Regions from separate parts of the Mus musculus genome. Here region 1 is linked to region 2. A link is a loop called in an ENCODE intact Hi-C map of the cell type or tissue named here. Cell type or tissue: left cerebral cortex. All regions are shown on one strand. Each heading gives the region's core, and the rest is flanking DNA. Links, peaks and the distances in the headings are about the cores only. Region 1 holds the start of Tbc1d10a (TBC1 domain family, member 10a). Region 2 holds the start of Rnf215 (ring finger protein 215).

Region 1 (15,564 bases), core at 6,721-9,220, 52 kb before region 2:
AAAAAAAGCATCTTCCAGAGGGCAGAGTAGGAAGATTGCTGTATCCATACAGTGACCAGGACCCAGATGCACCGAGGAGGAGGACCTTCCAGAATCTAGGTTCCCTCTCTGGATTCCTCACACTCAGCTGTACCTGTCTCATCTCAGGATACATGTAAGGGAGTGTGTGTGTGTGTGTGTGTGTGTGTGTGTGTGTACACGAGACAAGAAAGAGCTTCCCTCTTCCTTGTGACAACTCAGCTACCAAAACAACACAGAAGACCTATTAGGACAAGTAAGCATTTGAGGCTGGGCTGACAGGAAGAGGGAAGAGAGACCACAAGCTATCAGCTTTAGTAGGGTGGAAAATTGGGACCCCAGATAGCAGGCCTAGTTTCATCCATTGCTCAGTCAGTTTTCCTGTCTGTACACAAAGCCAAATAACTTTTTCCCATTACTTCTGTAACTGCTACCAAAGACTAAGATGATATGGGCCAGTGTAGTGATACAGGCCTTTGATCCCAGCACTCAGGAGACAGAGTCAGGCAGAACTCCCTGAGCTCAAAGCCATTCTGGTCTACATAGGGGTTCCAGGTCAGCACTGGAAACACAGCGAGACACTGTCTCAAAAATAAATAAATACCCAGGAAGTATCACCAACATGCTGTCAAACATGACCTGAACAAGGACGGCGCTGACAGCGAGACATGCTAATGAGGAAGAAGGAAAGCACACAGGGACCCATCCCTATACAAAGAACCACAGACAACTAAGAAATGCTGAAGAGTGCAATAGTCTTTCCCAGGCAAGAGCTCACCTCTTAGTTATCCAATACCAAACGGTGAGCCTGGAAAACAGACATATAAATAACACTGTACTGACAACAGGTTATTTTATATTTAGGAACACACACACACACACACACACGAATGACAAAAATTTGAACAAGGGTTGGGGTATGTGTGATGGTTTGAAGGGAGAAAAGAGAAAATAATGTAATTCTATTATAATCTCAAAAACTAAAAGCTTTTAAAAAATAACTAGATTAAGAAAGACAAATCTGATAGAAAAAAACAAAGAGATAAAACATCCCTCAATCTGATCACATTTCCACATCTATGAAGACCACTGGTCCTGTGCACAAAGGGGCATCTTACACAAGAGGGACAAAATATTCTGGAAGCACTGGTTTCTGCAGAATGTGCCACAGTAAGCCCTTGTCCTGGGCTACCTACCAAAACAGTTTTCCAAGGTCATTTCTCAGAATGTTTGAGATGGATGAGCTCTAGTTTCTCTGCAGGGAAACTGAGGCTTAGAAAAACCAAGCAGCCTTCTCAAGGTCACACAGATACTTAGTAGCTCAGGGAGGCCTAGGACTTGGGTCTCTTGGTTCCTGCTCAGAGGCCTTTGTTTGTACTGTGTTCTTAATCCAGTTATCTTGTTTGAGCCTCACAATCCTTTGTACACAGCTGCACCTGTAACTACTTGTCTAATGTATGACTTCCCTGTTAGACTCTAAGTCATTTGAAAGAAAGACTGCTTTCTATACAGAAGCTGACCCAGGGCTACACACATAGTAAATGCTGGGAAGTAGCCCTGTAACTGAATGAGGGGACTTGCTTAAGCCATGAACCATAGGAGTCAATTGGGAAGCTGGTACCAAGTACCCCTGTACTTAGTTAAGAGTACTTTCTCCATATGGGAGCCTAAAGCCATGTTTCCAGCCAGAATCTCTAATCTCTTAAAACTTGGTGTGCCCCTAGAGCTTGCTTCTCATAGGTCCAGTACTCACCGGTTCCAGCCAAGAAACCAGGTAGAAGAAATCCATTAACTCAAACTGGCCTTGGTTGTCATTTGCCTCCCCTTGATCAGTTTACACTACTCTGAAAGCCCCAAATCCCCTGTCTAGCTGCTGTAGCTCCCTAAGGTAGGACTCCTTTGTCCTCAGGCTCACTCCGAGCCTCTTGGAGAGGAGCCTGGCTCTCCTTGCAGCTTTTCTTACCATCCAATTTGTTTACCAGGCAGCAACCACAAAGCCCAGTGTTAGCATCCTGCCTCCCCCAGTCAGGTCAGCCAACTCTCTCTCCAGCTAGAAAGACACAAAGAGCCCCTTCATGTGCCCTGGGCATTCCAGCCAAGCTATGCACCTTAGGGATATGACATAGCTAAGTCAGCAGCAGCCCACTGTAAGGACTCTAGGATAGGCCCTGTAAGAGGCCTTTCCACCTCTCACTCACGGGGCTAGTCACGATCAAGCTCTAAATGATTTGCCAGGCTCTGCCTCCCATTGGCTATAGATTTCTTCAGAGTCCTACCAGAGCTCTTTTGGCCCATCTTGGATTCTCATGATACTCTCATCACCTGAGATCTAAGTCCTCTTTCTGCCATCTTCAACAACTAACTCCTCTAAAACACAGGTCTCAGGCTGGCATTCAAGGCTGTCTGTCTAGCCTCTTTTCCAAGCCTAACCTTGCTTCCATCCTGCCTGCCACCTCTGCTCTTAGCACACTAAACTTCTTTAACAGCTGGCTTTTTGGTGGAATGTTGCACATAAGTCCTCTGTTCAATGAAAAAACCTTGCTTGTCACTTCTGAGTGCTGGGATCAAATGGCACTTCTTCATAGGCTCCTGTAGGCAAAGCTGCTGCTTCCTCTTGTTGACTCTAAGAGCAGCTGCACACCTCAATTACAGCCTTTATCACTCAACATTGCTAAGATTTGTTTGTGGTTCTGTCTTCCAACCAGTCTGAAGTCCTTGAGGGCAACAAGACAGAGAGGTCTTGTTCAGCGTGCCCCGATCACAGCATCTGGCAGAGTAGACACTCAAAAGAGGGTCTGGGAAACAATCTCACTGCGTAAGTATCTAAGCTAGCAAAACAAAGTCTCTGGCTGGCTGGCTGGCTCCCCAGGCTGCTGCATCGGCTGACTACCTCACCACCTAAGCAGAAGTAAAGAGCCAATCTGTGCCAGCCTCTAAAGAGCCAGACAAGGAACAGAGCAGGGTAGAGTCAGGGTAGGAAAAGTGGAGAAAGGAAAGAGGAAAGAGAAACCCAAGTTTTGACAGCTGCTCTAAAACCCTGGGTAAAGGAGCTTCTAACCCAGTCTGCTGGTTTGCCAGTGGGGCAGCCAGGCCAATTTTCCCCCTTCTAGGATCCTCCACAGAACCGACCTGGAAGGGAAAACCTACCTGGTCCAGCTGCTTCAGGATTTATCAGGTGATAAATTTGGGGCACACTTTTCTGTAGGCGCTTGGGCTCAGAATGGAGAGTGAGGTTCACCTGAATTATGGGTCTCTCTTGCCCACAGGGCAGGGCCTCACTGTAACCTGAGATGGGAGGTGCATTACTTCTCTAACTACTCCAGTCTTTATGAGGGAAGAAGATTCACTGAGCACCTCTCTGTCTCAGGCTCTTTTTACACATCAGTTCATTTAAACCTCACAGCAAGCCCCAAAGGTCAGTATTAGTATAACCTTTACATGGGTGAGACAATGGGGTCCAGAAATGAAGCAACATGGTCAAGGTCAGACAGACAAGCAGGCTCCAGAGGTTGAGGGAGGAGAGGGAAATAGACTGGGTGACTGAGCCTCAGCCAGGTATTGCTGTCCCCCATCCCCAGGTCATGTTTCAGGCCAGATGCTGGGAAGACAAAACATCAAGCAGGCTCCACCGCTTATCTCTTTCCCACAGCTTAGGGTTTCTAGCAAGTGGACACACAGGCACCTTCCCAGGACAGCAGCTGGTGAGCTGGCTCCTCCTTTACCAAGTCAGATCTTGTCTGAGAACAGGGCCATCAAACTGGATTTTCCTTAGAGGCCAAGAGAAGAACATGGAAAGAAACAAATGGGGGGGGGGGGGGGGCTCATGGTCTAGAGTCAGAAACCTGGACCGCACATAAACAGCCATATTCTTCCAAACAGGCTACCCAGGGATGCTCACTGCCAGCTCCGTGCTCTCCTGGGACCTGTCAAAGCCCAAGAGAAGTGGGTTGTCTGAGCTTACAAAGTAAAAAAGGTGGCGGTGGCACGGCAGCAAACAGGCAGGCTCTGGCTTGCCAGGAGGGGCCTGGCCCCACCTCTACAAAAACTGGCATAGCCCAATCTGTAAGGATGCCAATTAAGCCAGTTCTATGACTTTCAAAGTCACTGGTCTGACGTAATTGGTTAGAAGTAGAGGGAACTGGGGGGTTAAAGAAGACAACATGCTGTTCCAGATGTTTCTCCCTGAGCTCAGCTCAAATCATTTGCTCCCCTAACAGGAAGCCAATGCCCACAGGATCCCAAAGAGCATAACTTCTGACTCATCTGGCCTACATACTGAGCAGATTGAGGCTGGGTGGGAAGGAAGCTCCAGCCTCAGGCTAGTGCTGACAGTCACATGGAAAAAGGAGAGGAATATTAGGGATTTACCTCTTCAGCTACCAGGGGTTTTGCTTAGGACCACTCTGGACCAACTTTCAGCTGCAGAAAGACCATCAGACGGGTTGCTCTTCCCTTCCTACCCTTCCCTGCTCATTATACCTGGTCTTCTTGGGGTTTCACTGCCTGTGCCTGTGCCACCCACAGGGCCATTCATGGGCTAGCTGCTTTCTTGCTTTTGGCCAGTGCTCAAGAGCAGTCAGGGAACACTTCAAGCCCACTAAAGGTTCCCTACAGAGCAGGCTGAATGGCAAAATGAAAAGGTGAAAGAGCATAGGGAACTCTGTGCTGAACCCCCAGCTTTTCCCCTAACAGACTGAGAAAGAAAGGCTAATGCTCTTTCACACTGGTCTGTGTGATAGGGCCATCTCTAAGTCCACTTTCATTCAGTCTCTGACTTGGAATAAGCCTGGCTGGTCCAGCCCTAAGCTCGTTGGACTAATGACAACATGCTTTACCCTTCTGGTCATTCCTGTTAGCCTCCTACACTGCTGAGGGTGTCTGAAGTGCTGAGGAAGCAAGGGAAGGTGATGGCAGGCAGACTCCTGTTAGTTACCTTCACTTTACCTGTCTGCCAACTCATTTCCTGCTGGGGGCGGCTCTGACTTGGGAGTCTGACATCCTGCATCCCAGTTCTAGCTCTATGCTATGTGATCTTATGTATGTAATATGCTATGTGATCTTATGTATGTAATATGCTATGTGATCTTATGTATGTAATATGCTATGTGATCTTATGTATGTAATATGCTATGTGATCTTATGTATGTAATATGCTATGTGATCTTATGTATGTAATATGCTATGTGATCTTATGTATGTAATATGCTATGTGATCTTATGTATGTAATATGCTATGTGATCTTATGTATGTAATATGCTATGTGATCTTATGTATGTAATATGCTATGTGATCTTATGTATGTAATATGCTATGTGATCTTATGTATGTAATATGCTATGTGATCTTAAGCAAGTTTTTGCTTCTCTGGCCTCTGTTTATCTTCTATATAAAGGCTATACTAGTCAATCTCTTAAGATCTATTCCAGCTCAGCTCACAATTTTATGATATACTTTAGGCCAGTATGCAACAGACACCAGAGTGAGGAAGCCTCTGTTTTCTTTCCTATTCCCACAGACCTTGACAACCACCAAAACTGACCTGTGCTGGGACAACCTTTGGCCCCCGATGTCTGAAACAGACCTTTAATCTGGAGACAGAGTCTCCATCCGGATTCTGCAGGCCATTTGTGCTAATGTTTCACTTCTCTGGGATAGCACATGTACTCCTAGCCCTCAACCACGAGACTAGGTTCAGGGCGGTCACAAACTTCCCCTCGTATGGCCTTGGGCAGGGACTTACTTTTGGCTTTTTTCAAAACACAGTATAAACTAAACAAGGAAGATCCAAGTTCTCTGATACCAGAGATTTTGCTAATGGACAAGCTGAAGGAAACGAGGCAGGGAGACAGAAACAGATCTAGGGTCTCACTTCAGACTTGGCCTAACAGACATCAGAGACGTGGAGGGCACCTGTGGGGTTGTATCCTAAGTGTGCTATTGGAAGGTGGAGAAGATGAACAGCAGGCTGAGATTTTTGGGATGAGAGCCAAAGGGAGGTGCTCCCATTGCGTCTCTTCCCACAAATACCAGAGGTACGCCCTAATTTTTCTCTTCATTTCTCAGACCCTTAGAAGGAGAAAGAAAGCGATTTCTTGGGCTATTCCTGTGCCAGGCATGGTGCGGGATGCTTCCATATATCCGGTTTCATGTTCCTCAGCAGCAATGGGTATACACACTACTTTTTCCCTTGACTAAACAGGCTAGGGACTCAAGATCTACCCAAGGTCACACAGCCAGCAGGTAGGATCCCTAAATCTGGCCCTTCCTCACTCTATCATATCGCCCTGCACCCTGAAATCTGGGTAAAAATCCAATAACCACAGAAGAGTTCTCATGCTTTAGAATTTACCAGCAAACGTGACTGTTACGTCCAAGACCCCACAGATAAAACTGAGAATTCCTTTCCCACCCCCTCAAGACCTCACCCTTCCTGGGCCCCTGATCCCTGAGGAAGGGCCCAGGAAGGGTCCCTGATGATCTTGCCCCAACTGAAACACAGCCTAAACCCTCTCTCTAGGTTCCCACAAGCTCATACAGGGTGAAAGGTGAGAATGAGGGCTTCTCCTGGTTCTGAACTGGACCAGGCTTAGTCTAATGTGAGCAAGAAAGAAAGGTTGGAAGAGACAGATCCAGTGGGTGGGAGGAAACATAGGTCAGAGGCCTGGATTTAAAATTTTCTCCTTCTAAGGAGGAGGAGGCCTCGTGAATAAGAGACTCTTGGGGAGGGAGGGTGATATGGTGGAAGTGACATTTATATGGGACAGCTTCATGGAGTGGGTTCTTAAGATAATCAAGCACTTCTGTAAGTCCCAAGAACAGCTGGGGACATCCTGGGCAGTCACAATCAGTCAGAGGAGAGGGAGAATATATACTGGCGTAGGGCTTCCATGGTGCCTGTGAGGCTCTATAAACTGGGAGGTACACTATGACAGGGAGGCTTGTCAGTTCTGGGTATGGCGCTAGTCTCCTATCACAAGACAAGTGGAATGAAAGCAGGATCTAGAGGCCATCTTCCTGAAGAGACCACCAGATCGCATCCGCAGTCTCTGGGAGGGCGGGCTTCTAGGGGTTCTGCTGTGTACAAATCTGTAGCCCAACATGCTCAGCTTGGAGGGAAGGTGTTACTCCTGCCTCAGCTTTCTCTAATGGAAAGCTGGGTACCTGGTAGCTCAAGGGTGGGGTGCTGTCTCCCTCCTTCTCCAGTCCTAGATCTGGATTTGGGAAGGAAGGACATAAACACGGCAGCCTGGGAGTCTACTGGCTGGCTCCCCTGTGATGAAGCTGACAGGGGAGTCCTAGAGTTGAGGTGCCCTATAACTACTGGGAAGGAGTGTCGGCCCACCTGTTGCCTGTGACAATGGACAAAGCTGCCTTTTGGCAGAGGGTGTGTAATGAGGAGAGACCTTTCCATGATGAAAAGAAACTGGGAGTCAAGATGGGACCCTCTGGGAGGGGGCTGGCCAGTGTCAATCCTTCTGAGATATGTGTCTGGAGGTAAGGGTTAGCGCGACCTGGAATAGCTCGGAGTCCTGAAGTCTTAAGATTTCCTGGGGTGCCGATACTGAGGTGGCGAGACAAGGATTCTGTGGGGTAGGGGGAGATGGAGAATAGCTGTGGGCAAAGTATGGGGCAGCCATCTGTGCGCGTGTCAGGGGGTGGCAAAGCTTTAAGGCCAGAGTAACCTGCGAGATTATGAGCTGGAGATGGGAAACCCCCATCGGGGATACTCTCCTTGGAGGGTATGGATCAGTCGGTTTGGGGAAGACCAGGAGGAAGGGAATGGCCTTTCTGTTCGTAGGTAGAAAGTAGGCTGCCGCTTGCGGCGTATCTGTGGGGTTGGGACAGTGGAGACACGTTGGTGGGTCAGGCCCACGCCTGTGCTGGTCCCGCGCCCGGCCCAGACCCCAGAGCTACTCACGCGCCCTCGGCGCCCTGCGAACCCACGATGAATCCGAACTTGTCGATGCGGCGCTCGGCGAAGCCGTTGGCCTCCGAGTCGGAGCCGAGCGAGCTCAGCTCGTCGGCGGTGGCGGCGTCGGGGCCCTGGGCCAGGCTTTCCCGGGTCCCAGACAGGCTCCCGCCTGCTGCGGGCTCGCGCGGCCCATTCTCTCTGCTGCTTTTCGCCATATCGGCCGCGCCCGCCACCAGAGCGCCAGCGGCCACCTCAGCCGCCTGAGCCGCCCGGCCTCCGCCGACGCTGCCGACGCCCCTCCCACGCACTGTGCCCATTGGCTGCCACAAAGCTGGGGGCGGATACCCAGGGAGCTCCCACCACGCGCCCAATGGGTGCCGAGGGTCCCGAGCCTCGCCCCTCCTCCAGCCTGGCGCCAAGTGGACCGACGTGAGGGGGCGGGACAACCGTCACCAAGGGCCCGCCTTCCCTGGCTGCCAATCACAAAAACTCACCTGGACTAGCTCGTCTGGCTTTTCCGGGTTGGCCCGGAGCTGGTGTGTCACCTGCTGCTGCTCTCTGGCAGAAGGTCTAGGGCTTCCCTAGAGGTCCTAAGGTCTCTGCCTCCATGGGAAACAGGGTCGTGGGTAGCGCTACTTCGCCAGGTCATTTTCAAGAACAGTGATGAGACGCAAGTGGGCTTAGGGATCTGAACCACCTGGCTGTTCTGCTTAGGGGGATGCAAATTAGCTCGTGGGAGACCCTATAAGAATAATACAGAACAGCCGGGCAAGATGGCTCACGCCTTTAATTTAATCTCAGCACTTGGGAGGCAGAGGCAGGCGAATTTCTGAGTTCGAGGCCAGCCTGGTCTGCAGAGTTAGTTCCAGGACAGCCAGGGCTACACAGAGAAACACTGTCTCGAAAAACCAAAACCCAAAACCAAATTATATATATATATATATATATATATATATATATATACACATACACACACACACACACACACACACACACACACATATATATATATCAGACCTAAGCTCTACCTTTTTCTTCCCAACACCTTTCTGGTGAGGGTTGATTTGTATTGTTTTTCTTTGAGATAGGGTCTCCAAAGTGGCTTTGACTTTACTATGTAGTCTAGGGCCCTCCCTGTCTCCCAAGTGCTGGGATTACAGATGTGGGCTATCCTGCCTGACTCCCCAATAGTTTTATTGAAATATGGTTAGCATACCACCACTTCCATCTATTTAAGGTATATACATACTTCCTATATTTAAATTCCATCACCCCACCGACACACCTACACATGCACAAATACATAAAAATTAAAGATAAATTAGGCATGATAACAGATGCCTGTACTCTGTAGGCTAAAACAGTTTACAAGTTCCGGACAGACTGACTGGGCTACAAATAAAAATCCTATCTCAAAAAAAAAAAAAAAAAAAAAAGTACAAAGCTGGGCGTGGTGGTTTTTATCCCAGCACTCGGGAGGCAGAGGCAGGCAGATTTCTGAGTTTGAGGCCAGCCTGGTCTACAAAGTGAGTTCCAGGGCAGCCAGGACTACACAGAGAAACCCTGTCTCGAAAAAAAAAAAAAAAAAAAAAGGTACAGTCCCATGGTTCTTTAGCATCCGTACAGAGTTGTGCAAACATTGCATCCTCCTCCTAGGAAATTCTACCGAAGAAAAATGAAAATAATGCTACCTGGTCAAATAGAGAGAAAAAGAAAAGAAAAAGAAAAAATATTCAAATGACTTTCACCAATTAAGAGTGTATAAATGTGGTATGTCCATACAATGGACATAATTCAGCCATGAAAAGAATAAAGCACTAATAAGTATGCAATGTAGATATATCTTGAAAGCAAAAAAGAAAGGGTAAGCAAGACAAGACCCTGTCTTAAACAAAGAAACAAACAAAAACTGAACACACAAAATCATTAATAATCATAGATACTGGAATATCTAGAAGCAGCAAATCTGTAGGTACAAAGAATAATGGTTACCAGAGAGTGAGGGAGGACTGGAAATGACCTTTACCGAATAGGAGTTTCTTTGGGGGAAAATGCACTTTTAGTACATGTCTTTTAGTACTTTTATACTTGCCCAATTTTACAGGTAGGTAAACCGAGGTTCTATAAAGTCAAGTCAGTTGTCTAAGATCCCAGGTTAGTTTATGGCAGTTCTAGAACCTCAGTTGTCACAAAATGCTTCTATTAGAATTGGGCTAATTGAGACTGGAGAGATGGCTCAGTGGTTAAGAGCACTGACTGCTCTTATGTGAGGGTCCTGAGTTCAATCAAATCCCAGCAACCACATGATGGTTCACAACCACCTGACGCCCTCTTCTGGGGTGTCCGAAGACAGCTACAGTGTACTCACATGTAATAAATCTTTAAAAAAAAAAAAAAAAAAAGAAAGAAAAAAAAGAAAAAAGAAAAAGAATTGGGCCAATTACACTCCTATGCACTTGACCCCAGCATACAACTTTCAGTCCTAAAGTTTGTCAGTTCTTAGAGTGGTTCCTCATTCATCTTTTGTATAATTTCCCAGGGTCATTTGACTCTCCCTAGATAACGAGGAGAGACAAGCTACAGAGTCTGAAACAAGCTCCAAGAAAGGGATTTAGCACAGAATGACTCACCACCCATTTTTTTGATGCCACATAGCCTGACATTCTTGAAGGCCTGCAGTTTACATTCCAATTGCTTCTGGTTTTCCATACAAATGGCAATAGCAGACATAGGTGCAGGCATAGGCCATTTTGCTCTTAAAACACTATCTGGGAGGAAATTCCTCCTTCCCATAGCTGAACGGAGATCCCAGGAGGCACAGAGTGCCTATCCCAGGGATGGAGAGAGGAACCAGATAGAACCAGCAGATAATGTAGTATCCCTGTTTGACCTCATCTTGGTCCTATGGTTCTATCTCCCAAACACCTTATCACTCAGCCTTCCAGGGGCAAATATACAGATTGTACTTTTATTAGTGAGTGAGGCTCATGTATTTGGGGTCACAGTTTGAGTATCCAGTCAGTTACTGAGAGGGGGTAGTTAGTAGTTCTCCTTGTTCTCGCCCTGTCTTGAGAGAAGTCTCCATCCACTATGTAACCCCTGAGATACAAGGCATGTGCCACCAGCTCTTTTCCTGCACTTCAGCCCATGGAATGGTTTCCCTAACTTGTCACCCATGTGGGTCTTCCTCTCCAGGTCAACCTTCCTGGAAACAAGCTCACAGAAATGCCCACAAGTTTGTCTCCTATGTAACTCCAAAATCTAGTCCAAGTTGACAGTGTAAACACCACACAGATACCCAGAAATCTCAGGGTAGCAGATTCAGAAACAGAAGAGACCATTCTGAGGCCTAAGGCCCTTTTTTTTTTTTTCTTCCTGAACCAGGGCCTGTTACTTGGGCTGCCTTCCAACTCCTGGGCTCAAACAATTGCCCTGCTTAATCACATTCAAAGAGCTGGAACTAGCATGCCCAGCTTCTTTTAGACTATTTCCTCATCAGTAAAATGAAATACTAGGAAAAAAAAAAACAAACTTTATTTTGAGATTTTAGTGTGACATGTTCTTAAGCACTTGATACTTGGTAATTCCCAGTAAACAGTGGGCACAGGTAATAAGTGTTCACAACTTCCAAGTTCATGTTTGTCTTGTTCCCCACCATAGCCTACAGGGATAGCAGTGGAGTTAACAGTTTCAACCATGGCACACTTTCACGGCTGTCCTAAATTAGTATGTGTCCTTGTGCAAAGTCATTGAAAGAATAGAGATGTCAGTTATTTGCTTCTTAAGCCTCGAAACAAGAAAGGCACATTTGGTGTGTGTCAGGGTACATGTGTGTACACAGGTGCATATGGGTGTGTGAAAAGCCACGAAATGGCAAGGTCTCCCTCAATTACACTCCACCTTATTCTCTGAACTAGTCTTTCAATGAACTCAGCAATTCAGCTCCCGGGATCTTTGTGTCTCTGTCCCCCAGTGCTGAGGTAACATACGGTGTGATGTGACTCCATTTTGTATGGTGTAGGCCCCCTAATTCAAGTTCACATGCTTATTTGGTAAGCATTCTCACAACTGAAGTATCTCTCTACTTCTCAATGCTAATTTCTTTAAACTCCAGAACACTTCTAAAGTTTTTTTTTTTCTTTCCCCTATGTATGTGTATATTATGTGTTGTGACCCACCTGACATGGATGCTGGGAACTAAGGTCCTCTGAAAGCAACAATCTATCAGCACTGTTTGTAGTCAACGGAGCTCATCATGATATGGCTGTTGTACCTATGGATTCATAGCACCAGGCCTGCCTGCAGGAAACTGGACTTAACATCATGGACGGGAGATGATAGTGGGGTAACCCTAAGGTACTACCCTCCTTGAAGACCTACAGGTAGGTAACAGATGCTGGGAAGAGGAAGGTATATTCTTTAGTGGTATAGCCATTAGTTAGCCTTGATCAAATAAACAACCCTAATTAGATGCAGTGGGACACACACACCACACAGACACAAACATGAGGAAACTTGTTGGAAAGAAGTGTTTGCTAGGAAAAGATGAGGATAATGGAGGGCGTATGACCAAAGTAATTTATACATAATACATATAAAAATGATACTTATTTTTTAATAGAACAACTTATTTTTATAAAAATGTTAAAACTTACATTTGGATAAGCACTTTTTAAACTTACAAGACTGTAGGACATGCAGTGCTAGAAAACAATCTTGGTCTGTGGCCACCAAAGGTCACAAGGCTCTGTGGTCAATGAGCCTCCAAGTGAATGTGAGTCAGGACAGGCACTCATTCAGGAATTCTGGGAACTGTTAGCTCCCGAGCCTGGATCAAAGGGCCCATTCACTTGCATTCTACCCAGTCACATTCTTGGTCTCATGTCACAGCCTCAGCCATAGAGGCACTGTGGGGTTTGCCAATCTATAGAGGCATATGCCCTGACATAATGCCATGTCCTTAATACCAAAAAGGAGCTCTTAGGCATGGATTCTCTGAGACTTCCTGATGCTCCTCCCATACAACAGTACCCCCTCCTCCTCCTGGAAATCCCTCCAGGGGATTTCTGGTGCTACCCAACTAGTCTCTAGCACAGTGTGCTTGTTTCAGGCTCCTAAACCAGAAAAGCACACCAACAAACCAAATTTTGCACTAGTTCCTAGGCCAAGTCACACAGGGGTACAGACTAGCATGACATCAATGATCTTAAATGTGCGCCTAACAATGTGTAATGGAGCCAAGTGACTGGTGCTGTAGAGGCCTCGGCTGAGAAAGGAAAAGGTGGAGGGGCTGGGAGTTAGAATACTGCTTCTGGACTGGGAACTCTGAAGCTTTCAGCACATGCAGTCCTCCAAAAAGAAACCAGCTTTGTTTACAGCTTATCAACACACTCTCCACTCTCCCCTCCCTCTGAATACACACAGCAACACCACCCATGCCTCCACAAGACCACAACTCCAAAAATAATAACCCACATCAGGACAGCAGTTAGTGACCAAGAGCGAGGCACATGTTTTGGATTTACTCTTCATCTCTGAGCCATGGGATGGAGGGCATGTGACTTGCCCTAAGTACCTCGAACAAGAATAATCACACAAGGACTCCACAGGTGCTACACAAGTGCTTCAACAGGAAGCAGTGTCAAGCTTGCCGGTCCATGCCTTTAATTCCAGCACTTGGGAGGCAGAAGCAGGCTGACCTCAATGTGTTCAAAACCAGCCTAACCTATATAGCAAGTTCCAGTGGAGCTATAACAAAACCAAAGAAAAACAAAAATACCAAATACAACACAGTAGTAGTAAACTAGATACAAGGCCCTTAGGTCAGTATGTGGATTTGGCATAATTAACCACACACATAGTAATGAACGGCCTTTGCCCACCCTAGAGCAAACCACTAAAACTGCTATGCCTATCAAGTGATGGGCGATTTGAGGTATGGAAAAAGCTACTGATCCTTGTTCTATGGCTACTGCATGGTGGAGGGTCCTGAAGCTTTACAAATATAAAACGTACAAATATAGAACGTGCGTATCTCTATAAAGCCATGCTGCGGCAAACACATGGAGACCAGAAGACAGCCATAGGTGTTCACCCTTGCCTTCCAGGTCTTTCTCATTCACTGGCCTGCTAGGATGACTCTGCCTGTCTTGTCTCCTAGTGCACAGGGTAGCAGTGGCTTGTTCTAGTGGCTCTTACATCAGTTCTTGCACCGTAAGCACTGTACTCACCAAGGCATCTCCCCAGCCACGATGCTTTAGAAGTACTTGAAAGGCACGATGGCAGCAAAAACATATTATAAGCATCAAGACTGCAGAGACCCCAAAGCTCAGCGATCCATTTGTTTCCCTATTAATTGACTTGGAATTTCACCCTTGTCCTTAGGAGAGTTGTTGTGCACTAGCTATCCCTGCATAGGTAAGAATGGCAGAGCTTTCTAAGCCAGTCTGTGGATGGCAGGGACAAACTGCTTCCATGAAGGTCCAAGAAGTGTTCGGTTTTTAATTAAAAACAAAAAAAAAACCCACCAAAAACAACAACAACAACAAAAAACCAAAACACAGTATCTCACACAGCCCAGTCTGGCCTCAAGCTATACAGCCGAGGTGAACATTGAACATTTAATTCTTCTGCCCACACATCCCAAGTCCCAGGATCACAGGCATGCATGTACTATGCCTGGCTTCAAGAAACCAAAGCATGATACAAAATGATGAATGGCATTAACCATATTCTATTAACTAAGCATCACTCGATAGTGTGAAACTGTCCTGTGGGACAACCCTGGGTATTCAACTTCTAATGGACTTCCTTGAAGGACCTCCAATCCAGAATTGAAACAAGATATTCATTCCGTAGACTGGCTTTGAGGGAAACAAATGCCCAGGCTGTGCCTGAGGCCCCAGGGACACTCCTGGAATTGGTGGTGCAAAGAGGTACAATGGCAAGGTTTCAATTGCAGTATCTCTTGCTACTTCTTCCTGCCGCCTCTCTCCTTGAGGGCCAAGTGGATGACAGCACCACTGGCCATGTTGTAGTAAGCCAGGGAGTTGGAATCCTTGATGAAGATGCCCTGGAAGACAGACAAATGTCTTAATGGACACCACCTGTCTTTGACCACATGCAGCCTCACACAACTGAGCTTACTGCTATTCTAGACTTCACTACTATGGAAGCTTAAGGGAAGGTCAGCGAAGTATGGAACTTTGGCTTCTTCTAGAACATCTCTTTTTCCTTCCTTCTTTCTAACAGATGCAAAGTAAGGAACTTTGTCAACATTTGGTTTAGTTTTCAACTTCCCAAACATTAGCCATGACCAAACTAAAAGGCACAGCTGACTTCTCAGGTCAAAAGACCTTTAGTGATTATCTTTTTCAACACCCTATTTCACACAGGAAGAGAGGAAGCCCCAGAAAACCTGAATACCCCTTTGCACCTCCATAAACAACCAGGCTGCCTAAGATCCCATCACTGGTCTGCTCCCCATCCAGAGACCAAGGCTTTTAGACCCGAATTATACTATGCTGTCAGAACCCAGCACTATTAGGTCCACCTGCCCCCGCATTCCAGCTGGATCACTTCTAGGATGGCCTCATCCAGGTCTCTCTCCATCATACTTTCTACAGATTGTTTC
Region 2 (15,564 bases), core at 8,773-11,272:
TTGAATTTGTAGAGCTGGATGCTTTTCATTTGCCCACTGGCCACAGTGTAAGGAAGACCATACATGGCGACTTCCTGTGACCCAGTAGTACCATTGCCAGGCCAAAGACAAGTGGCCTTGAATAAAATCCATTCTATTTTTTTAAAAGATTTATTCATGTATTTTATGTATATAAGTGCTCTGTCTACATGTATGCCTACACACCAGAGGAGGCTATCAGATCCCATTACAGATGGTTGTGAGCCACAATGCTTGCTGGGAATTGAACTTAGGACCTTTGGAAGAGCAGCCAGGGCTCATAACCACTGCGCCATCTCTCTAGTCCCAAGACCCACTGTTTTATTCAACATCCAAACCTGCAAGTTCTAGGCCTTCCCTGGCTCTCGCTGTCACAGCAGGTTGGCATCAGGGTGGGGTAAAAGCCTGGACAGGATAAGTGCTGGATGCCTGGGGTGCTATCCCTCTCCACCCTCGGAGGCCCTGTCCAACTGGACACAGAGGCAGACTCTGTGAGGTGGGGCTCAAATCTGTCTCTGCAGGCTCTAGCAATGTCACGCAGGACATGGAGAGGCAAGTGCAAGCCAATGCTATCCGTATCCAGGTCCTACAGGAGGAGAACAAGCGGCTCCAGTCGATGCTGACCAAAATCCGAGAGGTGGCCCAGCAGGGAGGCCTCAAGGTGAACCTTTGAAGGGCTTGGGTATTTTATTTGGAAAGGGTTCCCACCAGGCAGGATTTGAGATTGTGTCGTGAGAGCCACTTCATGACATGTGGCTTTAGGCCACAGTTAAAAAAGGATTTCCATATGTCAGAAAGTATGAGACTATGAAAGACCAAGCCTTCTAGCTCACAATCCCACTACAGCCCCTCATGAGTTTACTTCAAGAGTCAGTATATATTGCCTGCCCCAGAGTTTGCAGCTGAGGGTGGCCCTTGGGTGGCTTCCCAAGCCCTGTCTGTTAGTGAAGAGGACTTGTGGGTTTAGCTTGGGATTCTGCCTCTCTATCTACCTTATGGCATTCTATAGTGTAGGGAGGGACTCCTGCGCCCTTCTGTACTTTGCCTTCTTTGCAGATGGTCCCGCAGGGCCAGCTCTGGTCCCCTCCCTACAAGGGCATCCAGGGAGCAACCCCTCCAGCCCAGGCCCAGAGTGCATTCTCAGGGTGAGTAAGGCTTTCCTTGAGGCCAGGCGGATAAGTCATAAGTGCTATGGTGCCTTTGATCACAGGGTTGCTGTTCCTTTCTTCCCTTAGGTTGACAGGCAGACGGCAGTCTCCTGGCAGCAGGACAAGCAGCACAGGCAGGACCCATCCTGGCGGGCTCCGTACATCCCCGTCTCGGCAGCCCGGCGGCTTGCCCAGCAAGTTCTCTTTGGGGGATGGAAGTCATTCAGCATCCTGCACCCAGAATCCCATAAGGGCCTTGGCCAGGCTGAGGAGAAAGCTTTCACCGAACCGTCAGGCTGGTTCTACATACCAGCCCCAGGAGCGGCCCACGTAACCCGCAGCAGGGGTAGGGCTGGAGGGCAGGTGGCTAGCAGTCCCCCATGGAATAAAAGCCCCAGCCATCTGCCCACTGCGATCTTGGCCTCAGTGTGGCTGAGCTGGAGGAACAGACCTCCCCTTCTTGTTGGGTAAGGTCCTCCGTGATCCCACCATGTTGGTTGCTGGCCAATGGTAGCCTCGCGTGAGTTGGGAGCTTCCTGTCTGTGTCTGGCAGGCGCTGTGGGAGGACCACATTGAGAGGCAGCATCTGAGCCAAGTGAAGCCCAGCCTTTGTGTCCCATAGAAACGGCTGAGGGGTAACTCCACATCCATTGGCCAGCACTCGGGGTAGGGCTTGGGGTATGAGGACACATCTGAAACAACGAGCTAGGCTAGGAGCTGGACCTCTGGTTCAGCAAGGCAGGCAGAGAGCAGTGTTGCCTTTGCCTTCCACCTGGGCTCTACATCTGATACAGGACCAAAGGGCACCAGGCAGCTCACCGGGAGCTTGTTCCTCTAGGAACAACTGGGAAGTCCCTCTTAAGTCCTAGAAGTCAGAGCCCCACCAAATCATTGGAGGACAGTCCAGGCCTTTGGATACCTTAGCCAGCCGTGGGGCTCACCCAGTTACAGGATGACACAAGATGGAGCAAGGATGCTACCAGCCACACCATGCACACAGTGGTCATTCTTCTAAGCAAGCCACTAGCCTACCTTGAGTTGTGTTGTTTGTGATGGACAGGCTCTAAATTTTTACTGAGGATTTCTCAGGGCACACTCACCTAGTGTGGGTGGCATTATTTATTGTGTAGGTTTGAGTGCCTAAGTCAATAGTGAAGGTTTCCCAACCTGCTTCTTTTTTGGAGAGGGGTGTATTTCAAGACAGCACTTCTCTGTGCAGCCCTGGCTGTCCTAGAGCTCTGTAGACCAGGCTGGCCTTGAACTCACAGAGATCTACCTGCCTCTGCCTCCCAAGTGCTGGGATTAAAGGTGTGCGCCACTACTGCTGGCCCAACTCTGCTTCTTAACAGCCCAAGGGTTCTGGGGGAGACTGGAGGCTCTGAGCCACTCTACCTGGGGAGAGCCAGCTTTGGGCACAGCTCCCCGAGAGAGGCCCTGTGACTGCTGAAGATCCCATGCCTCTGCTGAGTCAGCATCTACTTACTCACTCTCGCTTGTGCCAGGCAGTAGGCCAGATCCTTCTCATTTAGGTGACACATACCCTAGGGAGGCTGAAACAGGAAGACTGAGAGCTTGAGGCTAGCCTATGCCATATAGCAAGGACCTAACTCAGACAACACATGGACAGGCATAAAACGATAGGAAACAATCAAAAAAGTCCAGAAGTCCATCTATTTGATCAGGCCCTTTGCTCAGGGTGCTCAGAGGGGGAAACTAAGGTATCACTCAGGATGGCTCCTTTAGATGGCTCTGGGCAAGAGTCCTCTTACAAGCTCCTGGCTGTGACAGAGCTTTAGGCTTAGGCTTAGGCTGTGGGGTTGGAGCCTTGCTGCTTCAAGGAGCCTTCCTTGCCTGGCTTCTTATTGGTACCACCCATCTTCAAGAAGGCAGCAGAGGTGGGCATGGTAGCACTTTAATCCTGGCACTCAGGAGGCAGAAGCAGGAGTCTCTCTTTGAGTTTGAGGCTAGGCTGGTATACAGAGAAAGCTCCAGGACAGCCAGAGCCACTTACAAACCCTGTCTCAAAAAGAAAAAGAGAAAGAAATGGAGGGTGTGCAGCAGACAATGTGTGTCCTGTATGGGATGCCCCAAGGTCCTCTACTTCCTCCTGCTTTCCGTGGGCTTGTGTGTTGGTCAGATGCTTTCCTCATTTTTATTGTTAGTGTTTAGTGTTGGGAACTGAATTCAGGCCCTTGTGCATTCTAGGCAAGTGCTCTACCAGCTCCCCATGCCCCAGTCCTTGCCTCTCTCATCTGAAGGTCACTTTACATAACCTGTTCACAGGGGCTAAAATGTCTTAGAGTCAATATTTTAAAGATTATGCAAGGTATGTTTGTGCAGCCCAGGAGTGCAAGGCCTTGAGGAATTTAAGAATTCTACCTGTTCCCAGCAAGAGAAACCAAGGTGACTGGTATTTTGTTTGTTTTTCTTTTTGAGAGTAGCCCAGGCTGACTTCAAACTCCCTGTGCAGCCAAGGATGATCAGGAGTTCATGATCCTCTGGTTTCCCTTCCCAGAGGACAAAGAACAAGGGGATTGCAGGGACTGCCCAGCAGCCTTGAACTTTTTGTTTTGTGATGTTATATTGAGACAGGGTCTCTCTGTATAGTGCTGGCTGTCCCGGAACTCGCTATGTAGACCAGGTTGGCCTTGAACTCACAGAGGTCTGCCTGCTTCTGCCTTACCAGTGCTAGGATTAAAGGGGTGCACTGCTATGCCCAGCTGGTCTTAAACTATGAATCCTCCTGTCTCCACCTCCATGTTTCTGGGATTATTGGCATATGTCACCACATACCCATCTTTTCCTTAATATCTTAAAGCATCACACAGATTTATGTCTTAACAGATTTATGTTAAAATAGATTCCATGTTTATTTTACTATTAAAACTTCCCTACCCAAACATTTGTTTTGTGTTTTTGTTTTTTCCTTTTAATGATGCCCTTGCAGATGCACCACATAGATTCTGTGGCCTCAAGTATCCTGGTCAGTAACATTTAGCCCAACCAAGAAATACAGCACTAGATGGTTTCTAAGGCCTCTGAACCCAGCCAGCCTGGAAGAACTCAGCTGGACAGGCAGCAGGTCACGGAGCAGGCTCACTTTAAAGTCATTGATCAGGCCCTGGCCTGAAAGACAGGTTCCTGCCAGTGGGTCCCATGGCCACACATCTTTCCCCTCATCTATCCCCCAATAGATAGCATAAAACTCAACACTGACGCTCCGGAGTGCTGGGGACAGGTGTAATGGCCGTATGTTCTTCCCAGAGTTGTGGGAGCCGCCTATGAGGACAGACACAAATACCCCAGGTTTGCAGAGAAGGGCTCTTAATGATTTCTCCTTGCCTGCTGGGTCCGGCTCTGTGTTCAGCCTGGAGCTGGGAGGCCCTTCTACCCGCCATGGGCATGGTGGGACCTTTCCTTTGCCCACAGGGCTAGCTGGTCTGTCCATCCCACTCTCCTGTAGTGTAGGCTGGGAAGGGTCCGTCCCGAACTGCAGACTTTCCACTGGGGCAGTTAGTCATCTGAGTAGTGGTTCCCTGTAAGGAAAGGAAAGACAGGGAAAGAGGCATCAGGTGGGGCTTAGGGAGTTAGCCCAGGATCCCACCTGGCCCCTGGTGCTCACCCAGGACGTTGAACTTGCACAGTGGGCAGGTCTGTTGTAGCATCAGCCAGGGGTCCACACAGTCTCGGTGGAACTCATGCTTACAGGGCAGTACCCGGAGCCACTACAGGGTGAGAGGAGGGGCACAGGCTCTAGATGGGAGCTAGACCTGTGCCCTTCACCGGGACTGTGCATATAGCACTCTTAGGCCATTGCCAGGTATGCTTTTGCCAGCCATAATAAGGACTGGAAGACAGTCCTGGTTGGAGATTTGAGGGTCTCTTGGGAGCAGGATTGGGGACGCCACAGGCCAGCTTGTAGCTGACTGTGCCTAGGTACTAACTTGCTTGTTACAGAAGTAATCTAGACACACAGCACACGTCTCAGTGCCCGGCTCTGGAAGGCTGTGTGCTGCCCTGCTCAGCCGGCAGCGCCGAGTCTTGAGAGATGCTAGCCTCCGAACCACACGGCGTTTGAACAAATCCTCCTGTGGGAAGAAGATGGCCACAGTCTTGCAGGCCCAAGGGCTGCGGGTATGAGGGCTTCCACCGTCTGGCTCCCACCTGGCCTCCAGGCTCCTGCTGGTTCTGTCTTGACGCCTGCCGTTGGGCCTGAACCACAAGTCCTGTACACAGGAGCATGGCCACAAGCAAGATGGCGTTCCATAGCTGCTGCAGGGGCTTCTGCGAAGGGAGGCAGATGTCAGGGCACTGAGAACGCTCCACATGCTTCCCCCAGGGATATTAACCCCCGAAACACTGAGGGGCTCTGCCTGTGGAAGCCCCTCGCTTGCTCTTCTGAAGTCTCCATGCCACTGGCCTATGTGCTCTCCCGGGTCTGCCCCAGCTCCATGGAGAGTCGCATGTCTCCCTAATACCCTGTTACTGTGCCCCAGCACAGATCTCCTCCTCGGCTGTTCTCAGTCCCTACATCCTCCACTCACCGTCATCTAAGCTGATGGTCACCTGAAGCCACAGACAAAGCTGGTGGGAGTGCTTCTGTGCTATGGTCATTTTCTCTTCAACCAGAAGCACGAAGCACTCCCCACCCCCACGCCCAGGACATCACCAGCAATCTGACAGCCATGCCTTGGTCTCCTTTGTCCCTTGCCTTGCCACACTTCCCCTGTCATGAAAATTGATCTTCATTGTCCCTTCTCTTCACACCTTTGACCTACTGCTCCAGGAGCATCCCCTGACGCTCAGGGTAAGTGCTCCCCCTGCCCAGCCCTCCTCATACCCATAGGCCATGGGCTCTCTTGCTGCTGTCCTGGGTAGTCCTCCAGGCCCTTTAGTATGACATAGTCATATTGGAGACTCAGTCTTTGGGGGAATGAAACTGAAGTGGCAGAAGCAGCAAGCCACAGGGGCTTTCCCACCCAGGCACACCATTTTACACCGAGTTTAGATGTACTGTGACTGAAAAACAATTCACTTCAAAGTCCTCAGCTTTCCTAGTAGCTCTTTGTCACAGCAGACGGGGGGGATGTCCGAACAGCCCTATAAATCCTGGGACTGTTCTTCCTAACATAGGTTTGACTCCCATCACAGCAAAGGAGAAGGGTCAAAATGACCAGACAAAAGAGCTACCATCCTAGACCAGTCTGGGAGCTGTGAATGCAGCAAAACCAGCCCTTGCTTGGGGTGACAGCACTGGGATCATTAGAGGCCTCTTTCCCCTCTAATCACAGTGGAGTGGTGGCATCTAGTCTGAGCCCAAGGTTGGGCTCAGGTCTTTTTTGCTTTGACCTGGAAGAGCTTGTGCCTGCTGCCAGCTTGTGGGTCAGCCCTACGGAATGACAGTGGTTAGCTGCTCCCTGGCCACAGTGCAGACTACTGTGCAGTGTGTACTACAGTGTGGCAGGCCAGTCAGCCATCAAGAAGAGCCTCTCTGCAGCCTGTGGTCTGGAGCAGCCAGGACTTGATTCAGCGCAACTTCCACATTCCCAGCTCAGGGCAGTTCCTAGAGATGCCTGCCCGGCTATCATTTGAACATTTCACCTGCCATGGCTGTATAACATGGAATAGCCACCCCCATCTTGGCTGGCAGTACCTTCTCAGCTATTCAGCTTTGTCCTCTGTCCCTGCCAGCCTGGACTAAGCTATACATTCTCACCTCCAGGCCACAGAGGCCCTTCCCCAGCCTGCTCTTCTCCCAGATGTAACCTATCCCTCTGCCCTTCACCAAATGCTTCCCGTCCCCCCAATAAGTGAGGGGAGAGAGAGGGGGGGGGAGAGAAAGGGAGAGAGGGAGGAGAGAGTGAGAGGGAGGAGAGAGAGAGAACAGGAAAGCACCTGGCTTAGGTAGTTCACCTAAAGTTTAGGAGCCAGGGTTTTAACCTGTCTGACTTGAAACTGGCCCACATCACAAACTATTGGAATCTATGCAGTAGAAGAAGAGAGTATGTCTACTTCCCTTCAACCTGTACAGATTGGGGTTCAAGAAATGCTGTGGACTTGAACACCTTGAATCCCTGGAAGACAAGCACTGGAAGATGTGGACACAAAACACAGCCATAGCCACAAGGACACACAGTCACTCTCTCTAACATACAGGCTTAGAGCTTCTATGGCAGTGCACAGCCCAGGCATGCTGAGCAGACAGTGGGGCTATGAGCAGAGGAGCAAACATTCAAAGCAGGAAGGCAAAATGAGCGATGAGGGGTCCACGAGCCAGCGGAGGACTGAGAAGAGGATCGAATACCAATCACTGGTCGGGCCCAGAGGCAGGAAGTCAGGGTGCGTATGGGAGCTGGAGAGTAAGGCACACTGTAGGTGGCAAGACATGACCCAGTGGAGGTGACATTGTCTACCAGAAGCGTTGTACATTGCTTAGCATGTACATGGCCCTGGTTCTATCCCCATTGGGGAAAAACTGGCTCAAGTAAGAAAGTTGTGAAGGCCACACTGAGCAGAGACCATGAAGGCATCAGCAGCCATTGCCCACCACCTAGGCCAACTGTCATGGCACTGCTAATCATCTACTACTACATGATCCACTCTAAGTAATCAGCCGAATGTATGTAGGGCTGTCCTAGGATCCATTGGGCCTACCTGCTCCTGGGCCTGAGCACCTCCCAGGCACACCAAGTCCTGCCAGCCTCCGTAGCCATCCTTGGAGAGACCACAGGTGGTCCACAATGTCAGCTTCCACTCGATGTTGGCTGAAAGGGACTCTCCACTGCTGATCTCAGCAGTAGCCTGGGTCCTCCTGAGAGGAGAGTCATGGGTGGGAAGCAGACAGAAGGCCTTTGGGAAGGGAGGCCTACACTCATCCTCTTGCAGTGGATACACAAGGACACTGTTGCCATAGGCCTTCTGATTTGGCTCCCAGACTTTTCCTGGCTGCTCTTTGCCCGTGTTTTTACGCAGCCAGACCAAGGAATAGCCTGTCAGCCAGGCATCCAGCTTCCTCATGCTGGACTAGTCCCCTCTGCCCATAGGGCAGCTCTTTTCCCAGATCTTGCCTCTCCTTCCCATGCCATCCCCCAGTTTCAACCTTAGGAGTTTAAGGGCCAACAGGTAAGGGCCTTCTTCAGAGATAGTCTCCTCCCCTAGAGCCCATCGAAAAGCAAGAGACCCACAGCACTCAGGCATCAGACCACCCAGAACAAACGGAACTCACTGCAGAAGGGCCTCCAACAGCTTGGTGACATTGGAGGAGTAATGGAGAACAATCACTGGCCTCAGCAGAAGCTGGGATACATCCAGCTGCAGGAGACAGGCAGGGTCAGCAGGCTTCCGGCCCCTGTCCCCTCACCTGCTCACCCTCACAGTCCAAGCCAGGTTACCTCTCGGACCACACTGTGGTTTAAGATGAGGAGAAGCAGGGCAGAGGCTCCCAGGAAAAGGGCTCGACGCATCTGCAAGGGAAGACGGAAGGTGGGAGGCTGTCACACACCTGCCTTACCCACGGCCCCAGCTCTCAGGAGCCCGACATCTGGATAGACTAGCTATAAGCTCCCTGAAGTCAAGCCAAAGCTAAGGGATGGTTTTGGAGGCCGAAGAGATAATGACAGCCAAAGGCAACACACGATGGTTGTGGACTAAGGCAATATTTAGTTATGGAACATAGATCACAACATTTTATAGATGCTAACTTTCCTACACCATAGTTACATAAAGAATATTCTTGATTTTAAGAAATTTGTACATTATCATGTGTGTGAGAAACTTATGCTCCTTTCATTCTGTAGGATCCAAAATTCTTTTCATTGGCCCTAGTCCTAGCAAAGCAGCTCTCCACCCTTGCCAGCTCCTATCACCAGAGCAGGTCCACTTTCCCCAGCAAGTCTCTCCACCTCCTCCCCATCACACTGCTTTGATGCTCCATACTGGTGTTTGCTGACCCACTCGGGCCCAGGGCTTCTCTGGAAAGGCTCCTCATAGGCCACCTGTTAGCCTGGCTCTAGCAGATGTTTCGAATGCATTTTCTTTCTCCCCTTCCCTCAAACACCCTTTGCACCTGCTGGACCAGAGCCTTGGGATATGCCTTCTGGCTACTGCCTTGATTCTCTTGGTGGAACTGGGCGACCTGCTCTTTGCCCACATATGCCACTGCAATCCAGCCATCTACGGGTATCTCTTGCTCAGCATCCACGACATCCATCTGTGTAACGAGGAGCCATGAAAAGAAGGAGGCAAGGGGAATAGAAGAGGCAGCCCGGGTCTGCCACAAAGCACGCAAGGTCAGGGTACGGGTACGGGAATGAGTGTGGAAGGGGCATGTGGCTGTCAGGTTTGCCAACTCCTGAAGGCTGGGAAGTAGTAGCATTCTGGGCTGTCAAGGGCTAGCTTCTGGATGAAGACAGCGGGGTCTATCCGAGGGTCATGGCAAGTTTAGGCGGGGCTGAGCTCACCAGCAGCAGGCGGCCACCCAGCAGAGGTTCCGGACCGTCTTCCGGACCGATTCTGACGCCCTCCAAAACCAAGGCGTCCTGCCGCGGCAGTTTCACATCCACTCGCACTGAGCGGGCTCCGCCCCGTCCCTCCCCGGTCGCCGGCTCGCTGCCGTCCGCCGCCGCTCCCGGGCCCATCAGGCCCAGCCACAAAGGCAGCAGAGGCAGCAGTAGCAGCAGCGGCGACGGCGGCGATGGGGGAGGGGGCGGCAACGAAGGCGACCTCAGCGCGGGGCGATCGGCAGAGCCCATGATCCGACCGGAGAGGTGGCGAGGCCGTAGTCTAAGGTCCCGGGGACCGGGAGAACAGAGTGAGCCAGGCCGCGCCGGACAGGGCGGGGCTCGGCACCGGGAGGGGCGGGGCCGCAGCCGGAGGGGGCGGTGCGGGGAGGGGGGGGCTGAGTTGGTGCTTGACAGCGAGAGCGCCTCCTGGTGGCTCCTGAGAAACCTAATGTAGGAGGCCTGAGGAGCTGCGATGGAGCAAATACCTTAGAGCCTTGGAGAGCTCACCAAGTTGTCTGTCAGTGGAGATAGGTGCGGTTGTCTCAGGATTGGAGAAATGTAGGGGCGAGGGAGGTATAAGGGTCTGGGCTGATTGACCTACGGTGTTGTCAAGGCTATGTCTCATCCTCCTCTGGGTCAGTGTTCTTTCATGGGATCAGCGAGCAGGCTGCAGAGAATCACAGAAAGCAGATGGGGAGACTGAGGCCATGGTTTTAAAGGAGCAGGGAGGAGGGCTGGGCACACGAAGCTGTACAAACCAGGCAGAGCCATAGTGGCACGGAGCACTGGGCTGTCCTCGCCTGTAAAATGGACTTGATCTAAACCTGCACTGCCTTGCTTCTAACATGATCGCCAGTGCTTACTGGAATGAGAAGGTTCCGCTTTTGTCCGAAAATTTGTCCTTCAGCCCAGAGGTTTGTGGTTGCTGGTAGCTGGCTCAATCTGAAACCTGAGCCTTTTACAAATTGTACCCTGATAAAAGGGCAAAGAGCTAATGAGCTGCAACACCCCCTCCCACTTTGTAATAAAATATTAAAATCTACAGAAAATAGAAACCTGGTTAGCCACCAGGATGCAATGACTAAAATATTCCCAGAAGGAGACAGAGATGTAGAGAAGAAGCTCGGCTGGCCTGCAAACAGGGAATTGACATAAAATCAGTCAGCACATATGTAAAATTGGTTGTCAGAGGAGGTATTGCACTTGGGGACCTGGGAGGAGGTGCTATGGCTTGCTCTTTGCTAAATCACAACAAAGTTAGGTACCACCGGGAAAAGACGTGAAATTGGACCCCTACTGCACCGTGCATAAGGAAAACCATGTGAATTAAAGACTCAAATACAACTTTAACATTTTAATAGAGAACACGATTTTGATGATTTCAAGTGCTTGAGAGCTGTTTGTTTGTTTTTTTGGTCTTGTTTTTTTTGTTTGTTTGTTTTTGTTTTTGTTTTTTTGTTTTTTCAAGACAGAGTTTCTCTGTGTAGCCCTGGCTGTCCTGGAGCTCACTTTGTAGACCAGGCTGACCTCCGACTCAGAAATTTTCCTGCCTCTGCCCCCCAAGTGCTGGGATTAAAGGTGTGCGCCACCACACCCGGCTTGTTTGTTTTTAATGACAGAAAAACTACATTATGATGGGCATGCCTGTAATCCCAGCACTTGGGAGGGTAAAGCAGGAGTTTGAGACCAGCCTATTATACAGTGAGACCCTCTTTAAAAAAAAAAAAAGATGTTAAATGACGTGTGTAGCAACTGGAGAGATGGATCAGTAATTAGAGCACTGGCTGCTCTTTCAGAAGATCTGGGTTTAATTCCCAGCACCCACATGGACTGCGAGTTCACAATTGCTTGAGAGTCTCAGAGGATCTGTCGCCCTCTTCTGGCCATTGTAGGCTACTGCATGTGTATGGTACACTTCATGCCTGTGCAGCAGGCCAACACTCATAGAATAAAATAAAAATGAAAAAAGTTCTTACATAGAAAATAGGGTTGGTAGGATGTCTCAGTGGGTAAAGCCTGGTGACCTGAGGGCCTGTGTTTTATCCCTGGGACTCATATGACAGAAGAAGAGAGCCAACTCCTGCAGTGTCCTTTGGCCTTCACCCATGACTTGACATTCCCCCACTCACATCCATATTTTGACGTACATTTCCACACATGTGCCATGATACATGCGATCTCCTTGCATGCAGAACTAGATATAAAAATGTGCTGGGCAGTTTTATATCAACCTGACACAAGCTGGAGTCATATGAGAGGAGAGAACCTCAGTTAAGAAAATGCCTCCAAGCCAAGCAATGGTGGCCCACACCCTAATCCCAGCACTCAGGAGGTAGAGGCGGCTGGATCTCTGAGTTCAAGGCCAGCCTGGTCTACAGAGTGAGTTCTAGGACATCCAGGGCATCCAGGGCTATGCAGAGAAACCCCATCTTAACCCCCACTCCCAAAAATGCCTCCATAAGATCAGGCTGTAGGGCATTTTCTTCATTCTTTATTGACAGGGGAGAGCCCAGTCCATTGTGGGTGGTGCTACCTCAGGGTTCTTGGTTCTCTAAGAAAGCAGGCTGTGCAAGCCATGTGGAGCAAGCCAGCAAGCCAGTAAGCAGCATCCCTCCATAGCCTCCTCATCAGCTCCTGCCTCCAGATCCCTGCACTGACTTCCTTCAGTGAGGGACTATGATGTGGAAGTGAGAGCCATGTAAACCCTTTCCTCCCCAGTTGCTTTTGGTCATGGTGTTTATCACAGCTATAGGAACCCTATTGGACAAAAAGTATTAATAAATAAATAGTATTTAAAAATAAATAATGTGCCCACGATAAAGTGAAAAATAGCACACTAAGGCAAAAGAAGGGCTGGGGAGACCACTCAGCAGGGGAGACTGCGGTGCAGGTGTGGGAACCAGCGATCACCTCTAAACACTGGTTTAAATATTAGGTGGCCACTGGGCTATAATCCCAGCTCCTGAAGCTGGAAACAGAGAACCCCTTAAGCTAGCTAGCTCAAGTCCAAGTGAAAGACCTGCCTCAGTGTATGAGTGGAGATCCAGCTAGGAAGACATGTACATGAACCAAAAAAACAAACAAACAAACAAACAAACAAAAAACCCTCCATGAGCATGGATGTAAATAAGTAAAGTGGTAGAAACCTCAGCCCCAAACTTGAAGAAAATATTTGTAGCTAAACGACTCATCCCCGGAATGTATAACGCTCAGGTAAACGAAGGCGACACCATCAATAGGACTGGATGGACAAGGGGACAAGAATGGTCTATACATGTGGAAAGTCTGCCGAGGATGTGGGTCATAGATGGAACACGTGCTTTACATACATGAGCCCTTGATTCAGTCCTTCGTGGTGTGGGAGGTGTTGAAAAACTAAAAGTAATTATTCTGAGGGGAGGGGAGTATTCAAGACAGTTTCTCTATGTAGCCCTGACTAGTATTCACTAAGTAGACCAGGTTAGCCTTGAACTCAGAGATCCACCAGCCTCTACCTCCTAAGTGCTGGAATTAAAGGCGTGTGCCACCACAACCTGGCAGAATTAACTATTGAGCAAAAAAAACCAAGAATTTTAAGTCCTGTGAGCTGGAGTCGGACAATGTCAGGTACTGTTTGGGAATTAGAATTTCCGCTCAGCTGAGGGGTTAGGATTTAGCTATGCTGCTGTGCTAGCAAGGAACAGCCACACTAGAAAACTATTTTCTCCAAGGGAAACCGGATGCATACATTTGTGTAGGCATTCTAGTTATAAGTATCTAGTTTAGAATTGTAGAGCAGTGGGCATGAGGGAATAAAGGGAGTGGGAGAAAACCTGCGTCCCACCAGAGTTCCGGTGCTCTGAGTGGCCAGACGTGGTGAACTGCAGTATGCTTTCCAAGCGGCCCAGAGTGGGTGTCTGGCTGTGGGAAGCCATGGTCCCCGGCCCACGGGAGGTGGACAAGAGGCAGTCTGAGGTCTCTGGGTCTCACAGAGGCCAGAGATAACAGGCTTTCAGTCTTGGGCATCCCAGACGCCGCTGGACACCACAGAAGAACTGAGAACAAAGTGGAGGCCCCATGGGCAGCTTGGTCAGCCTCAGGGCAGAAGTGAGCAGAAGGCAGGGGGAGAGGGGACGCTGGGTGGTTCCCACGCAGGCGGGAGTCTTTGGATAGTCCGTGGCTGGAGCGCAGGAAGGCCTTCTGGCGGGAGGTTAGACGCGGTTCTATTGTTCAAACACTTAAGGGCCTTGATGAGCAGAGTCGGTCTATGGTTTTAGAGCTTTATTGTAGAAAGGCAGAGAGAAAGAGAGAAGGTAAAAGAAAGAGGCCGCCATGGCCACGTGGAGAGAGGGGGGAAGGGAAGGCTAGAAGGAGAGCTAGAGATTAGAGTAAGAAAGGTGAGAGCTTAAGAGAGAGAGGAGGTCCCAAGCAGCTCCTTTCATAGTGGGCTGGGTTATCTTGTAGTTGCAGGGTAGCTGTGGAGAGGAGCATGCCTGGCTATTGTCAGGTAACTGTGAGGGTGGGGTTTAGGGATTTGTCTGCCAGACTGATAGTTACAGAATTATGGAGTTGGGGCCTCTGTGGTGTCAGGCACCTGTCTCTGGGAACGTGGCTCTGTCCCTTGTAGAGTTTTCTACTGAGTCTCCGGAGCAAGCCTCACTCAACCAAAGCAGACTGCCTTTCACGGTCCCACATAGAATAATGATTATCCACGCAGACAATTAATACTATTTTTAAAAATAAATCTTAAAAAATAAGCCTAACTAATCCTAAGATGCTGGGACATGCCCATACACTAAGCATTTTAATAGCAAGCATTTTAGTAGCAAGCAGATTGTGGGTTCAAGGTCAGCCTGAGCTACAAAGTGAGACCCCGTCTGCAAACAAGCAATAAAACTGGATGCTGTGGCAGGCACATGCAATCCCAGATCCTCAGGAGGCTGAGGCAGAGGGACTGAGCCCAGGAGTCAAAGCCAGCACTGCCAACATAGCGAGACCTGCCTCAAATCAACAGTCCAACTTCCAAACCTCTGCCCCCTAAGTCATACTTAGTCACTCCGTATCAGTACCACTGGAGGCAGGCTTGTTTCTGTTAGTTGTAAAAGGGTTTCCAGAGAGATAATTCCCATGTAAGGTCTTGGCTGAGAACCACCCCACTGTGATGTACAAAGCGAGACTGCACTGTGAAAGACTGGACATAGCCCAGCTCTCTATGACTAGGAGAAGAGATGAAGAGCGCATTCTTCATATGCAGACTATCACGCACCAGAGATGAATGCTTTGCAGCACAAACGACTCTTACGGGATGCTAAGTACAAAAGGCACTTTTTGTTTGTTTGTTTGGTTGGTTGGTTGGTTTTGGTTTTTTCTTGACAGCGACCCACCCGGAGTCATGAGCGGCAGGGGCGAGCAGAACAATGGCGCTCCCGTTCTGCTTCCCGAAGAGGAAGTGCTCACGGATCAGGGAAATTTTCACAGGTCTAGATCCAGAAGAAGTTCTAGAAGGCATTATACAAGGTCACGATCACGATCTCGCTCGCATAGACGATCCGGAGCAGGTCTTACAGCTGAGATTATGGCAGGCGCCACAGCCACAGCCATTCTCCCATGTCTACTCGAAGGCGTCATGTTGGGAATCGGGCAAATCCTGACCCCAACTGTTGTCTTGGCGTGTTTGGGTTGAGCTTATACAGCACAGAAAGAGACCTAAGAGAAGTGTTCTCTAACTATGGCCCCATTGCTGATGTGTCTATTGTATATGACCAGCAATCTAGACGTTCAAGAGGATTTGCCTTTGTATATTTTGAAAATGTGGATGATGCCAAGGAAGCTAAAGAACATGCCAGTGGAATGGAGCTTGATGGGCGACGAATTAGAGTCGATTTCTCTATAACAAAAAGGCCCCATACCCCAACACC

What was found. Hi-C counts contacts between places; a loop is a spot of excess contacts. Peaks named below come from ENCODE experiments on the same cell type or tissue, not always from the same donor. Only the 100,000 strongest peaks of a DNase experiment are listed, where the experiment ranks them.
Region 1: a loop joins it to region 2, with 7 times the contacts of the local background. A loop is called at or near these places in 5 of 42 quality-filtered maps.

Annotation. Positions count from the first base shown.
Region 1 is chr11:4,179,473-4,195,036 of GRCm38, reverse strand. It overlaps Tbc1d10a (TBC1 domain family, member 10a), which reads right to left and starts at 8,204. Exons shown (of 9, transcript NM_134023.1): 1 at 7,938-8,204. The coding sequence starts at 8,146. It overlaps Sf3a1 (splicing factor 3a, subunit 1), which reads right to left. Exons shown (of 16, transcript NM_026175.5): 16 at 12,496-15,003. The coding sequence ends at 14,902. In left cerebral cortex, for the core only: a CTCF peak has its summit at 8,197; DNase peaks (open chromatin) are centred at 7,073 and 8,299; H3K4me3 peaks cover 2,064 bases; H3K27ac peaks cover 1,887 bases.
Region 2 is chr11:4,129,625-4,145,188 of GRCm38, reverse strand. Rnf215 (ring finger protein 215) reads right to left here and starts at 10,029. Exons shown (of 9, transcript NM_027859.3): 1 at 9,626-10,029; 2 at 9,232-9,375; 3 at 8,558-8,629; 4 at 8,392-8,477; 5 at 7,821-7,977; 6 at 5,331-5,450; 7 at 5,111-5,254; 8 at 4,789-4,891; 9 at 3,996-4,702. The coding sequence starts at 9,916. The coding sequence ends at 4,680. It overlaps Ccdc157 (coiled-coil domain containing 157), which reads left to right. Exons shown (of 12, transcript NM_001164620.1): 10 at 540-679; 11 at 1,075-1,163; 12 at 1,254-4,066. The coding sequence ends at 1,500. Mir3060 (microRNA 3060) reads right to left here and starts at 5,825; the gene lies at 5,743-5,825. It also overlaps the pseudogene Gm11957. In left cerebral cortex, for the core only: a CTCF peak has its summit at 10,108 (motif pointing left); DNase peaks (open chromatin) are centred at 9,100, 9,357 and 10,057; H3K4me3 peaks cover 1,809 bases; H3K27ac peaks cover 1,699 bases.